2 separate regions of the Mus musculus genome follow, and region 1 is linked to region 2. The links are chromatin loops, found by intact Hi-C in ENCODE. Cell type or tissue: gastrocnemius. All regions are shown on one strand. Each heading gives the region's core, and the rest is flanking DNA. Links, peaks and the distances in the headings are about the cores only.

Region 1 (7,531 bases), core at 976-5,975, 1.4 Mb after region 2:
GCTTCTGCGACTGAGTAAATGCTCTGTGCATTTTTTGCCACAGGCAAAATTTCATATCCTCTTGGTTCTGAGATATGGATGCATCAGCTATTTCAAATTTTTGCAGACTAAATAGAATATTAATGGCCCTAATGATTTTTAAATACTATTTGCAAGGTTGTTTAAAATGTCTTGGCAACAATCAATAAGATAATGAACGTGAAAATACTGTGTACGTGGCAAAATGCTACCCAAGCATAAGTGAAAAGATTAAAATACTTTTTATAAAAAAATACCTTCGATGGAAGTTATTTGAAGGGATAGAATAGACAGTAAATAACCACAACTTATTCAAGTAGAGGATGCATTAAAAATAAATCCAGACTGCACAGATCCCTAGACCAACTCATAACAATAACTCATACAGTTTGTCGTTTTAAAACAAGAAGACATTATTTTACATAAACAGGGAAATAATCCAATGCAAGATATGTTGTTTTTTTTAAGCCTCCAGGATAAAAACCTGCTTTCATTGTTTTCTATTCTAAGAAGCTTAAATCAGAATAAAAAATATTGTCAGGAGAGCCTTGTATATAAACATAGCTTCAGAAGTCTGGGGCGTGTTACCACAGAACAAAGTATTAGCAACAAACATGATAGCAATGTGCAAGACAATACAACACTGAGAACATCCTATGCGACGCCTTCAAATGGCCTTATCTGCTGTCTCAGTCAGGGTTTCTATTCCTGCACAAACATCTTGACCAAGAAGCAAGTTGGGGAGGAAAGGGTTTATTCGGCTTACACTTCCATACTGTTGTTCATCACCAAAGGAAGTCAGGACTGGAACTCAAGCAGGTCAGGAAGCAGGAGCTGATGCAGAGGCCATGGAGGAATGTTCTTTACTGACTTGCTCAGCTTGCTCTCTAAGACTACCAGCCCAGGAATGGTCCCACCCACAAGGGCCCTTTCCCCACTTGATCAATAATTGAGAAAATGCCTTACAGTTGGATCTCATGGAGGCATTTCCTCAACTGTAGCTCCTTTCTCTGTGATAACTCCAGCTGTGTCAAGTTGACACAAAACTAGCCAGTACATCTGCGTAACTAGTTTTGCAAAAAATAAAAAATAAAATAAAAACTAAAAAATAAAAACCTTTAAGAGTCTACAGTGTTCAGTGTGTTTGAAAAACATAAGTTCATCGTCAGTTCGGGTAATTTCTAGATTTAGGAACCCAGGTGAAGAGCAGAATGGGTGGGACTTGGGAACGGGCGCCTTACATCTGTCTAGTTGGTATGAGTTGATGAAAAGGTGATTTGTTGGTTGTTACTTTATATGTGAAATGAAAAGGAATTTGGTTTGGCTACAGAAAAATCTGGGAAATGTCTACACTAAATAAAAGAAACCATACAAAGAAAAATGTAGAAAAAAAAATAAAACCAGCTAATTGCATTGTCCAAAAAAAAAAAAAAACTTGCATTTGTGAAGCCTGGTTTATATGGAAAAAAATGAATCTCTAATAAAAGAAACTTCTAAAACACAGAAGAGGATAAGAACGGCGAGCACAGGACAATTACTGTGGGCTTGTCTCCCCGCAGAGTTCCAGCCATCTACACATACCCTCTGAGAAATCTGTCCTGCCTGATCCCTGAACACCCGCTAAAAATAGCTTTATCACCTACCAGCCAGTTCCTGAAGTCTGTCACCCCAACTCTAGTCCTGCTGCTGACCAAGGAAGCCTTGATTTCAGAGCATCACACTAGAAGGTAGAAGCCCTTCAAACTGATTCTCAGGCTTGGAACTTCTGTGCATGGATGAGCCACACACAGAGATCTCTGGTCAAGAGAGAAAATAGGGCCTAAAAGTCAACTGCATGACACTCATCAAGCGTGCCCTGGGATTGAGTGCTTCAGAGAAGGAGGGGGGAGAGAGAGAGAGAAAGAGAGAGAGAGAGAGAGAGAGGGGGGGGGGGTGGGAAATAGGAAGAGAAGGAGAGAGGGGGAGAGATAAAGATAGGGATAGGGACAGAGACAGATAGAGAGACAGAGACAGACAGGCAGAGACATTGAGTGTCTTACAAAGCTGGTACCTACCACACTCCTCCATGCAGAGGTTGGTTTTCCTCTCGGAATCTCCATGAAGAACACCTGGGTGGAATTGTCACAAGGGCAGTCTATTGCATTCTGCCGGCTGGCAGTTTCTTCCTTAAGCCCAATTTCCTCCAGTCCTTTTCTCAGAGTGCCTCTTGACTCAAGTGACATGGCAAGACACAAACAGCTCAGTCTCCACCTACAACCCAGAGGGCAAGAACAAACTGCATCCCTTTTCTTTGCCTGAATAAAAATATCTAGAGGACCTCGGGGAAAAATAGGGCAATGGATATATGTGAAGAAAACTTCCAAAAATAAAACCTTTGTCGTAGGTCTAAGGCAGGTTCTGGGTGGGGCATTCCTAGGTCCAGCATCACATGTCGCCATGGGAGGAGTGTCTGGCTGCTAACAACAGTTTGAGATAAAAGTCTGTGCGAGACAGTGAAGTAGGCCTAGACTGTGAGACACCTACGACTATTTTCACCCAGGGTTGTATGCGTTAAACAGCCCTGCTCCTCCAACTTTCCACACTGTATTTTATAATAACAACTTTTGAACTATATAACTTTCATATATACATTCTGCTAGCTTAAAGCCCCTTTTAGGTGTGAAATGGAGAATTTTATAAGCACTTTGCTAAAGGTCTGAATCCTGAGATATACTAGGGGGAATGGCTTGCTTATTGGTTGTGCTTTCTGCCTGTTAGCAGCTTCTGATAGCAGGTACGCTCTTTAAAACATTTTTTCCATAGATATTCTCTTGGGATTCCCATAGGAACCTATGCATGGGAAAATACCACAGAGAGGAAGGCTTTGGGAAGGGGTGACTCCTTTCAGCTCTTCCCCAAATTCCTCTCCATGACTTCTGACTGAAACTGAATCTGATCTGGCATTTCCCCAACACTTAGGGTGATTTTCTTTTTTGGTATAGGAAAGCAAACAAGCAAACAAACAAAAGATTCAATTAGATATGACAAAGCAATCAGCTTTCTCCAGCCTGGGAAATTAAAGCACTGTCATTCTGCGTGCCGGTCTATGACAGAGCCCAGCAAGGGCTGATAAGAATGTGTCCACAGTGCTTACTTCAAGACGGTGAGACATTGATAGGGAACAAGAAAGCACAGGAAAGGGAAGATGAGAGAAGCCAGGGGGGATGGAGAGGAGGAAGGGAGGGGTGAAGGAGAAAAGGAGAGAGGTGGGGCTAGAGAATCTGAATCGCCTGTGAGAGCCCAGTCAGCCCACACTAGCATAGAATTTACCCAGTTTAAAATGTGGTTTGGAAATAGATATCAGAGTTAAGTAAGACATCAAAAGAATGACCACAGAGTGTCTGACAGCACAGTGACATCGGAAAGACAGCCAGGCAGGTTCCTAGCCCTTCAGAGAAGTGCGATCTTTTTTTTTTTTCCAAGTGATAATGAATTGGCTGAACATCCATCCATTTCTGATGCTCTCTCTGTATGCCAAGACCCTGCTTGTTTAAGCGAGAATGGATGTGGGAGGAGGCTTCTCAACAGGAGAAGCAAAGCTCAGGCCAAGGCCATGAAGGAGCCCCTGAGCAGATCATCCTAGAGCCTCCCTGGGTTTCTCCTCAGCAGCACAGTGCAAGCTGCCTGCAGCTCAATGCTCTCCCACGTGTGAAACAGCCCGATCTCCCAACAGAGCGAGACCCACTTGATGGATGGTGTCAGAGGGCTAAGGTGGAAGTGGATTTTGATTGCTTTGATTGTGAGAATCCAGGCATTTAAAATGCACGAGACGGCTTAACTCTTTATCTATTGGTGCTATAATAAATGGGACAGCCAAGGAACATTTCTGTATGTTCCGCAATGCAGGACAGAAGATTACATCAGTGTTTTTTGTCCAGCGTGTCTCAGGTGGAGTGATGAGATGTATAGTCTTCAAAACTAGCTTATTACATGAATAATACATGCATATATTTCAGCAAAAAATATTCAAACACTACAGATAATACAACGAAGTGAGTTCATGATTTTACCTTTTACACACTCCCACTGTTCTTTCTGCAGGCAACCAAACTTCAGGTATTGTGATTTTAGTCATTTTCCTGTATATTAAATGAACCACCGATTTTTTTTCCCAAATGTGAGTTTCAGTTTTACATATTGCTTTTCTTTTTCTGCTTAACTTCACATCCCTGAGGGACCCACTCCCTGCCAGGACACAGAGCTCTGCTTTCCTCTTTCGTATCTACAGAGTTAGTGTGGTTGATGTAGAACATCATACTTGGGCTTTTGAGGCTTAAAGGGAGTTTGAAAGGTTATGCAACACTGGCCAGGTTTTGCTGTAACTTAAAAAAAAAAAGTGGTAGCTTGCAAGTGCATGCTTAAGTTGTTAGTCATGGAAAAGCCACTTAACAACATAAATGACACCATCAGGGGGAGCAGGCTAGCATGCTCTCTACCTTGGAATCTAGCAAATGTTCTAGATAAGTCTTGGTTCTCTGTCTTTGTGCTACCTACTTTAAACTGGCCATGGTCAGATAACATCCAAAACTGACTATGTTTTATATGAAACCTGTGACTCTGTAGGTTTTTAACTCCATAGAGGAATGTTGGGAAGGGAAATGAAAATAGGAAACAGGTCAGCGGGCTGGTTGAAGTGTTCTCTGTATTTGCTTCTTTGCATCAATCCTGAAGGGCTGGGCAGTATCTTGCTAAACTCCGGTATTGACTGGATAATGTTTTTATTCTCCCCTGTGAATGGTTACTGTCTGACTTTTAGCCAATGGAATTTCTGATTACCAGTGTTTGGTTACGGTGCCGATAAACAGGCATCATTGGGAGGTTTCTACAATCTTTTTTTTTAAGAAAATAAAATGAGCCAAAAGTTTAGAGGCAGGGGGAAAATACTATCATAGTATGCTGATCTCGAGAGTTTAAACTTTTAAGACAAAGTGTATCCTATTTACTCCCCAGGAGCTAAAAACATGTCGTTTTATGTCAGTTTGTAATGAATTAGCACAACTCTTTGATCAATGACATCAAAGACTATCAGCAGCACCAATAATACAGATGTTAAAAATTTTTTTCATTGATTAAATGCCTGAAATCAATCAACCTTTTGCCATCCTCTTTCCCCCTCCCTTGCTCCTGCAGAAGTGAGATGATTCAAGTGAGTTTGAATCTGGATCCACGTAGCCTCCCAAGAAGGAGGATGGGGGAAAATGGGATCAACTAGACAGTCCACTCATTATCAGCGACTGCAACTGAACCCACCAAGACCTCATGTAGTTCAAGTTCCCTCCTCCAGGAAATATCAAAACCCAAGTGGTCCTCACACACTGAAACAGAGGAATTTCTAGCTGTGTTTCCCGTGACCACCATGGCTCCCCTGTATCCTCGCAGCCGACACAGCCCAGGTTGGTACAGCCCAGACTGGTGCCGCATCCTCGCAGCCGACATAGCCAAGGCTAATGCCCTTGTTCCGTTTGTTCAAGTAACTTTTCCAGGGCTCTGCTGTCAGGCGAATTATCTCAGAAACAAGCAATTATAACCACATTCACAGCTCCCTAAAAGGGTGAGTGCATTCTAATAACAATTTCTCATGAAAGAAATACAGTAATTGAAGGATTGGCAAGGATATCGCAACAGACCAAGACCTCTGGAAGATTCCCCCGCCCCTTCTCCTCGCTCTCCAAATTCAGAGAGGAGAGAGAGAGAGAGAGAGAGAGAGAGAGAGAGAGAGAGAGAGAGAGAGAGAGAGAGAGAGAGAGAGAGAGAGACTCTGCACTTTCTTCCCATTGGAGAAATTGTCCCTTTCCATCCAAATCTACTAAATATATTCTGCAAGGGAAGAACATATAGCCGCAGTAACAATAAGGAGTTTGGCATTCTGGGTTCTGGCCACGCTGAAGTCTTCAATATCGATGTGTTCATCTCTTGCTTATATTTTGTTGAACATAATCACAATGTAAAATATTTGCAGAGTGTTCTCCCTGAGGTAACACATGGAGAGGTGCTTTAGAAAGGCAGATTATCCTGCTGACCTAAGGTAAATTTCATCCTTTGGGGAATTAATTCGCATCTTTATCAGTATAGCATAGTACAGCTCAAATCAAGCATGGCGAGGCTTTGAGGCAACCAAACTATCCTGTATTCACTGCTAGATACGGTGCTCTGAATGAGTAGAACAGCCTCTCAGATCTCAATCTCCAGTGACTATAATACAGCAGCCCACAGTTGCAGCCTAGAGTCGCACGCTAACACGCATGCCCTCGATGCTTGCCCTCAATGCTTTACCTGCCCACAGCGATTTTTCTAAGACTGGGTGGTGAATTCTTTGGCATTAAGCACTTATCTCTGCATCCCCCACAACACAGAATAAAAGGCTTTCTCCATCCTCCTAGTCAGTAGCTAGTTGTTGGATTGATTAACCATCATTCTGAATAGTTTTTCAGATACTGGACCTCTGAAGTGACAAATAAACACACACTTTGAGCCAAGTAGTGAAAACCTTGTCAGACATTTTACCCAAAGGAAAGAAAGTTTTGCTTATTTGTGTTTATTTATATATTTCCTTTCGGACAAAGTAAACGTGGACCAGACGCGACACTACTCATATCGGTTTGTATATACGCATGCCTGCACACGGATTGGGGCTTTGAGACCACTCATTCCATTTGGTTCTGGAAACAAGGAAAGTAAACCATTGTAGGAGAGATAGAAAATGTCTAACCTTGCTTTGTTTTTCATGCATCCTACCAGAGCATTAGAACAGAGGGGAGACAAAAGGTAATTGAGCTGGGATCCGGGGAAAGCATTTTCTAAGTGAATAAAAGGCCACTGTGATGAGTTCAGCGGCAGAGGGAGTTCCCAGGCACATCTCCCGAGACTCTGGAGTCAACCGAAACACAAAGGCTTTCTTTCTCAAAAAATGCAGGGAATGCTAGCTTTAATATTTGCCTCTTGCCTGCGCTGGTGACACCGGTTTGGACCTCAGAACCCCACCAATGGGTGGCAAAGCTGGACTGGACGGATGGCTGAGCGGAAGCGGAGCGCCATCTACTGGCGACTGGAACAAAGAACGTCCTTTAGTCTCCCGCTCTGTTCCTGGGAGCAGTCCTGCTTCATTTATAGCCCTACAGCTCCAAAAAGAAATGACAAATTGCACGAGCTTCTTACCCCTCCATTAGCTCTCCTTCCCCAGTTAACCTTAAGGAGAATACACAAAGGAAAGAAACTGTAAACATTCTGGGAAAAGAACGCAGTAGTAGGGGGCGGGTGGAGTAGCCTGGGAACCTACTTGGATTTAGCTATTTGGTAAGGCTCAAGCAGGGCACTTCTCTATGCCCTCAGCTCCTCTGACTAAGGTTGCTAAATGCCAAGAGGCTCATAGAGTGACCTGAAACAAAGGCAGAGGGGTCTGGACACCCCCATCTCCCGGGACTACCCACCACACCTCCATTCCACTGTAGAGACTCTGCAGGAAGGGCTGGTTTTC
Region 2 (7,531 bases), core at 1,043-6,042:
GCTATGCCTTGGTTACAGCACTGCACTAAATAGTTGTGTATCTTTTTATAATGATCATCAAAATTTACTGACCATACTAAACACAGTTCCTAGGACATTTAGTGTCCCTAAGAACCACGAGACAATATAGTTAGGAAGCCCCATTTTATAGATTAAGAAGCCGAGGAACAGATATATTAAATAACTCGCCAAAGGTTAGAGTTAGGATATAAAAACTGAACCTCACAAGTCAGTAGACTGATCCCATAATCCTTACCTCATTTTGCCTCTTTTCATTTTAAAGATTAAGGTAATAACATCTTTCAAGGCATCTTCATAGAATGGCTATAAGCAATAATGAAGGTATTTATGCAACTGAAACTATGAAACATTAAAAAAATTAAAATATTATTGAAAAGTGGTTTTAATAGTGCCCACTATCTGTTCTTGGCAAAATCAGATATCACTGCTTTCTTTTGGGGCGATGTGGTAGAAATGAGGAGTGAGGACTGTGGGGCTCACTTCTCCCTCCCTCCAGGGGATGCATTATTAACCAGCAATATAACCAGGCACACCTGGGAGTAAATTATTGATTCCAGAACCCGCTGCCAATCCTGCATTAGATTTTTCTGTCACAGAGAATGCAAAAATCAGGCAAAAGTGATATTTCAATAATTGGTTTTCCCCAAACTGACAATTAAGAATTGACATTTTATTAATAAGCAGGGTAACAAACGTGCATGGTCCCAATCGGTTCACATCCTTAACTGAGTAAAAATTGTTATAGGCTAAATTTAATTTTGAGTCCCTCTGAAAGCTCAGAGAGAAGCCCTCTCCTTTCATGCGATGGTATCTGAAGATGAGATCTTCAGAAGACTAGGTTGAGAAGAGGCGTGGACTAAGGGTTAACATCCTTTCAAGTAAAGGAAGAAAGATTGCAGCTCCCCTTTGTTCTCTTCACTTGGGGAAATTACCAATAGAAAGTGGCCTGCTGCCCGCCACGAAGGAACTCATTCCTTGATTTGGACTCCCAGCCTCCAGACCTGGGAGAAGACAATCCCTGGGGTTTAAGGTGCCTGGTCTATAGGATTTGGCTATGGCTGGTGGAATTTTAATCTGCGGAGCTCCAGCATAAAAGATATTCTTGTTATACTTTCCTGCAGTGGAAATGGTTGTAAAGAGATTGCAGGTTTGCTTCAGCAGCAGATGGGACTTGAACTGGCCTCCCTTGAGTTCAAAGCCTGCTCTCCAACTTCCGTGTCGTTCAGTTGTTCTTCGTATGTATTCAAAACCGGGTCAGTTTTAAAGGAATTAAAATAATTACTGGAGAATACAATCTACGTTTATTGCTTTCAGAGGCCACATCTCCCTCTGTGGCCAATGATAACACTAGACTTTCTTGGGCAGCCACTTCCTGTAAACTGTCTTCAATGCTTTGGCCCTTTCAGTGCTTCAGGTTTGTGGGGACACGGCCTGCTGTGATCTTGCGCTCTAGCCTCTTAGTTCTTGGAACTATAAATGATTTAAGTCTTTACCCCAAAGATTGACACTCTTCTCGGTGCTGTTTAAAATTCTGTAGCTGTTGAATAAGCTAATAGACTAAAGAGCAAAGTTATCTAAGCGCCTGTTCAAGCTAAAATGGCATGCACATTATTCCTATTAAACCTTGGATCCAGCACTGAAGTTATGTTTCACATCCAGAGTTGCAATGTCTGAGGGTTATTTGTGCTTTGGAAAGGCATCACAGTAACAACTACAAGGTCAATTTTCAAATCCATTAATATAAGCCACAAATAAACCCGTTCAATGAATATACTCAAAGGACACAGATTTGTTTTGTTTTGTTTTGCTTTGTTTTTTTAAAGCCACACAACACTCATTCAGTGGGAGAACCTTCTGCGTCAGACTAATTACAATCACAAGGAGATAGGAAAAGCAAGCTTGTATTAATCAAGCCGGTTTTCCCTCTGCCATGGAGAACTGGCTGGCAGAGCAAAAGCAGAGAGATAGAGCTCCCTCGCAAGCCCACTGAGGAAACCCCGGATCCAGTGGAGAAAGGATGGTCTCCAAAGGCAGGTGGAGGCGAGGAGTGCAGTTAGAACATCTCGAGATAGTATGTGGCTCGTGGAAATGAGGAACAAAGAGAAATGTGGCAAAGTTTGTATTGTTAAAGCATTATAAAGAAGGTTTACTTAAGAGAAAAAAAAATGAAAAAGACAATGCCGCAGAGCCATGTTTTACCGACTTGCCTCATAAGGCTTATGAAGTCCTCTCCTACAAAGTCCCCTTCGTTCAGCATCGGATTATCCCTATAAATTAAATAGGCAAGAGCAGGAAGGACTCAATGTTGTCTCTGCATCTCTTAATTAGGGAGCGACAGAGCAGGTGTTGCGCGTGAGCTTCAGAACTACACGTCTGTTTCACACACACACACACACACACACACACACACACACACACACACACACACTTCAAAGGTTTTGTCCAGCACAGTAGTTACAAACAGGCAAGAAACAGAGACGATGGTTTGACGTTTAGAGATGGTTAACAGGAGGCAACCCCTCCCTGCTCCCCAGATCTGAGCTCTTCTGCTCTTCTTGAAGTATGCTTCAAGAGATGGGAAATGGTCACCAAAAAATGGAAAGAAAAAAAAAAATCACCATAGTTAGAAGAAAGATGTGCTGATCCTGAGTTTGATTTGTTCTGCAAACTTGGACAAATCTTTCAAAACTTCCTGAGCTTCCCACTAACAAGGCGAAAGTACCGAAACGGATATAGTGGCTTTAGTGATCAGTGTGGCCGGAGCCTGCTGTGGCATGTTCCGCTACTGAATGTGGCTGAAATTTAGGGTCCAGGAAGATGAGAAAGTTCACAGGAAGGAAAATGGGCAAGTGCTTGTGCATGATGCGCAGGGCCTCAAACATCTGGGAAAGGACTCGTGTGCAATGGTAAGGGCTCTGTGCATGATGCGCAGGGCTTCAAACATCTGGGAAAGGACTCGTGTGCAATGGTAAGGACTCTGGACTTCCAAATTCTTGCCAAAACAGCTAAGCTAGGAACCCAGGAGTAATTCCACTGGCCTTTGGCAGTGATCACTAGGCATGGTGAAAGACCCTCTATTGAGGGATGCCAGTGAGGAGCTTAAAGGAGTGCATCCAGCTAGGGATGGTGAGGGCATGCGGAAGGAGGAGGAGGCAAGAAACATGTAGCTCCGGGGTCAATCCAGGCATCTGGTATGCTCTTGGATGCAATTGCATCTTTCTCCAAAATGCTAGGATTATAGGCAGTTACCAGGTTTTTACATGATTCAGGTGAGGCTCAGGGTCCTCTCCTCTTGCCCGTCTTCCCAGGACTCCAACCACATAGCTTGCCCCTGCCTCCTGCCCTGTTTTAGGAAAAAAGTAAAATTGCACGAGCCACACAATTTGATGAGAAGTGGGGCATCCCTAGTGGAAATTTTAGGATAACATTGGAAAAAAGGTAGCCCAGAGTATGGAAAAGACATTACCCACTAGCTTGCAAATGGCTCACAAATGTGCTGTGGAGGACGAAGACTTTCAGAGAGTTAGAACTAACTGCAGGAACAGAAAGAAATAAGGCTGAAGAGAACAAAAATGAAACACACAAAAACAAAAACCCCGAGCCACTACAATCTTATTGAGCATTCAAGGCCCAGTTTTAATGGAGGCTAGAAGGCCAAATGAGTCCATTCCTGTTTAGAGGTGGAGATGATGTCCCTAGATTGCATTTTGGTTTTAGGATTGTATGACATCAACCATTTACAGCTCTCAGCGACACCCACTTCCACCTCTAGGTGGCAGCAACTCTCTTCTGTTCTGAACATGGTTTCCTCCGGCCTTTGTTTCTGTTCTCCATGGTAATTCCATACTTCCTTGTCTTTCACAAATAAATACCATGCAGGTTGGGGAAGATTACTGTAAATTACTTCCACCGAAGGACATCAGTCCACTCTTAAGTTAAGCTACAGGGCTTTGTAAACTTCACAAAATAATTCAGGTCTAAAAGTGAAAAATAACAGGAGTGAGTTTGCTTGTCTCTTGCATTCCCACATAAAGTAGTATTTTTCTTTACAGATGTTTAAGGAAATGATTAGAGGAATGGGCAAAACCTATGGAAATAAAGGGATTTTGCAAGAATATTAACATCACCCTATGGGTGAATAAAGTCATGGCTTTTTTTTTTTTTTCAGACTGTTAAGTAGATATTCTGATATATAAATGTTCTCCGTATTTTTGTAGCTCAGGAGAGCAGTTCCAGTGTCCACACAGTGACAAGGACACAGAGCACTGCTCTTCTGGGCAAACTGAAGCAAATTCTGCATCACTCCCTACAAGTTCCCTTTTCATCCAGCTGTGGCACAAACCCTTTCTAGAACATATATGTACTGATTGTATTGAACCACACCTTAAACCTCCCTATAGGCTCAGGATTCTACATTGTTTCGGAGACACCTGAAGCAAACTGTAGCCTCGTCAGGGTCTGTGATGAGTACTAGGCACGCCAACGAATCACCAGGGCGGTAGGAAGGAACCTTTTATAACGAAGACCAAATGGGATGGTTACTAAAGACCTAGGCTTATAAAGCGTTTTCCTTCAGGATGCCCCAGTGAGGAGTAGGATTTCCTAAGCACCTTGCTAAAACTGCAACAGTTTGGGCCTGACATTCTTCGATTGACGTGAGACAAATACAGTGATGCAGGAGTTCAAAGGCAGATGTACAACAGAACGCAAGCTTCTGGCCACACACTCTGGGCATCTCCCAGGAAGCTCTGCTGTCCTCTGCCCATTTTTAGTATCAACACAACGTGTGTTTTCCATATAGACAGGTTATTTTTGATTATGTGATTCAATGTCCGATGAGGATAGAGGGATGCGGTGGTTAGAATGAAACGTTGGGCACTCCGTGGGAAAGGCTCTGTGTGTTTTCTGCCTTAGCATCCTTGGGTTCTGGCTATTGAATAACAGGGTAGCACTCGAGAAAGTCACTTTCTCTAGCTACTGTTAAAAGTACATCTTGGTATCATCAGAAAGATGAGAAACTACAGCCTCCCAGGGAAATCATTCAAGGTTCCTAACTCTGACAGTTTCTTTCCCCCTTTGAACAGAAGAGAAAACTGAAGGTGGCCAGCCTGCGACGAGTGCTCTCCACGGCTTTGCCACTAAAGCCTCCTTGTCTTTCAGGAAACCACAACTCCGTTTCTTCCCTCTTCCTCTCCTTCTGAAATAGCCTTAGTCCTGTCAACACCCAGGCCCTTCCTCCTTAGCCCAGGGCTAGATACAGCCCAGTCTGAAGTCCATCATAAGGACCTGTCTTCCCTTACGCTGAGTGTGAGGGCCAGTGTTGGGCTGGGCTCCTCTGGGTCAGAGCTGCCTGCTAAGTCCTTCCGCTGCACCTGGCCTGTTGCTCTGAGTCAGGGGTTCTGCTTCTGCTTTATCTTCTTTTACACCCTATCCGCTTCTAGAGTCCCCATGTTCCTTGGTTTATGGCAGTCTGAGTCACTTAGTTGCCTTTACTTCTAACTGGAGACTCCCATCTGATAAAGGGCGCTTATTTAGGTGAATGGAAACTTAGAGACAACGGCTTCCCCCGAATATCCCGTGCATTCCAGCAGAATGGGCAGAGGATTCCAGCAGAATGGATAGAGAATTCTAGGAGAATGGACAAAGGATTCCAGGAGAATGGATAGAGGATTCCACAGAATGGATAGAGGATTCCAGGAGAATGGGCAGTGGGTTCCAGCAGAATGGATAGAGAATTCTAGGAGAATGGACAAAGGATTCCAGGAGAATGGATAGAGGATTCCAGGAGAATGGGCAGTGGATTCCAGCAGAGCAGGCAGCTAATTAGCTGTGAATATATATAGTGAGGACCAACGATACTGTGTTGTTGTAGATATTTTGATAAATACATCATCTATTGCCCTTTTTCAGATAGTAAAAGATACATATTATTAGGATGTTTTGCTATGCCAAGACATGTAATAGTTAGTTTTAGGTAAATAATCAAGAAACTTTATAAAGACCAGCGGTCAGATAAAACCGTCATTAATAATTTGAAAGTACTAAACGCTTGATTACTTGGCTGTCTTGTGTCCACAGAGACTCCTCTGTGCATGCGAAAACTGGGAGTGGGGGTAGATGTAGATCAGGACAAAATTATAGTCCATGGAACGTCCCTACTGGTAGGCCTTTTGGAGTTATTACTGCACGCACCGTTCCCAGCATCTTCATAGATATAGTGAGAGTTTTGATTGGCTTCCCATTGTAGTTGTTCTTCTCTCAAATACTTATATGGAACATAGCTCGTTCTCTTTCTCTCTGTCTGTCTGTCTGTCTGTCTGTCTGTCTGTCTCTGTCTGTCTGTCTCTCTCTTTCTCTCTCTCTCTCTCCCTCCCTCTCATTTGCAATGACCAAATTTATGGTAAAAGAGCAGGTATCTCAATCGTCTGTCATGGTGCACACCTGTAATACCAGGACTTGACCAGAGGAAGATATAGATTTCAGTGTAGCCTTAGCTACGTGAGATATATGCTAGCCTGGGCTACACAAGACCCCTCCTCACACCCCTAACCAAAAGAGCAGTCAATGGTACTGTTATATGGAACACATACATATTTTCATATTGGAACACACTATTTTCTGCAATGCATATATTAATAACTCCATTTGTTCAGATTTCATACAGTATCTTTTATTTTAAACTTTACTATCTGAGCAGGTTTCGAAGGGAAAGCAGCCTGACAGAGGATAAACATGTGATGTCATTTCAAATTCAGTAAGCAACAGGACTTGTAGGTAGCTTTTCTATGTGGAGTTTAAATACTCAATGCGGTATCAAATGTACCCCACAAATAACAATTATATGAAGAGTCAACAAACACTAGAACTAAGCAAATTATTTTAGAGCATAAATTAACGTCCTTGTTAGTGTGAGAATGATGTATTATCTTGATAGTCTGATACCTGTTAGTCCTATACCTTGACAGTCCTATACCTATGCTGGCTGCCGCAGTGAACAGAAGCCATGAACCAACAAGAACTATTGTCCTACGTGTCCGGACAGCAGGTCTGCAGTGTAATGTTTATATACCGTTCTGAGCTAAAGGCTAATGAAAGCAAAACATCACACTTGTAACAGAAAAAGCAAATTCTCAGACTTGGTGACCCCCCATGGCTCAACATGATCTTATAGCCCCAATTCTCATATAATTAAGAAAATAACTACAGAAAATAACCTAGCTTAATTCCTTTCCCACACCATTTTTATTGTGGTGAAAGAGATATTAGAGATATTCAGCTGACATCAGCAGGAACAGAACCAACTTGCTATTTTCATCATGGTTTCTTGCAGAAATTCTGGGTAATAAGAGAATTTAAGAAAATTAGATCAACGTTTTTTTTTTTTTTTAATAAAATCAATTTTGAAGATGAAACACAGAATTTAAGTACATATAATTCTCACCAAGCTAAAACGAGGTAGCTGAAGTTACCAAAGAATTCACTGAGCGAGATGTGGTGCATCTGCGCATAA

The links. A loop is a pair of places that touch in the nucleus more often than their neighbours do. Peaks named below come from ENCODE experiments on the same cell type or tissue, not always from the same donor. Only the 100,000 strongest peaks of a DNase experiment are listed, where the experiment ranks them.
Region 1: it touches region 2 in a loop (9-fold over the local background); 20 of 42 quality-filtered maps call a loop at or near these places.

Annotation. Positions count from the first base shown.
Region 1 is chr14:101,372,450-101,379,980 of GRCm38, forward strand. No RefSeq gene overlaps it. Among named protein-coding and RNA genes, the nearest start is that of Gm34361, 170 kb to the left of the region's middle. In gastrocnemius, for the core only: no CTCF peak of the experiment used is centred there; DNase peaks (open chromatin) are centred at 3,553 and 5,458.
Region 2 is chr14:99,928,293-99,935,823 of GRCm38, forward strand. All of the region lies in intron 5 of Klf12 (Kruppel-like factor 12), which reads right to left. Among named protein-coding and RNA genes, the nearest start is that of Gm22970, 160 kb to the left of the region's middle. In gastrocnemius, for the core only: a CTCF peak has its summit at 3,788 (motif pointing right); a DNase peak (open chromatin) is centred at 3,790; H3K4me3 peaks cover 202 bases.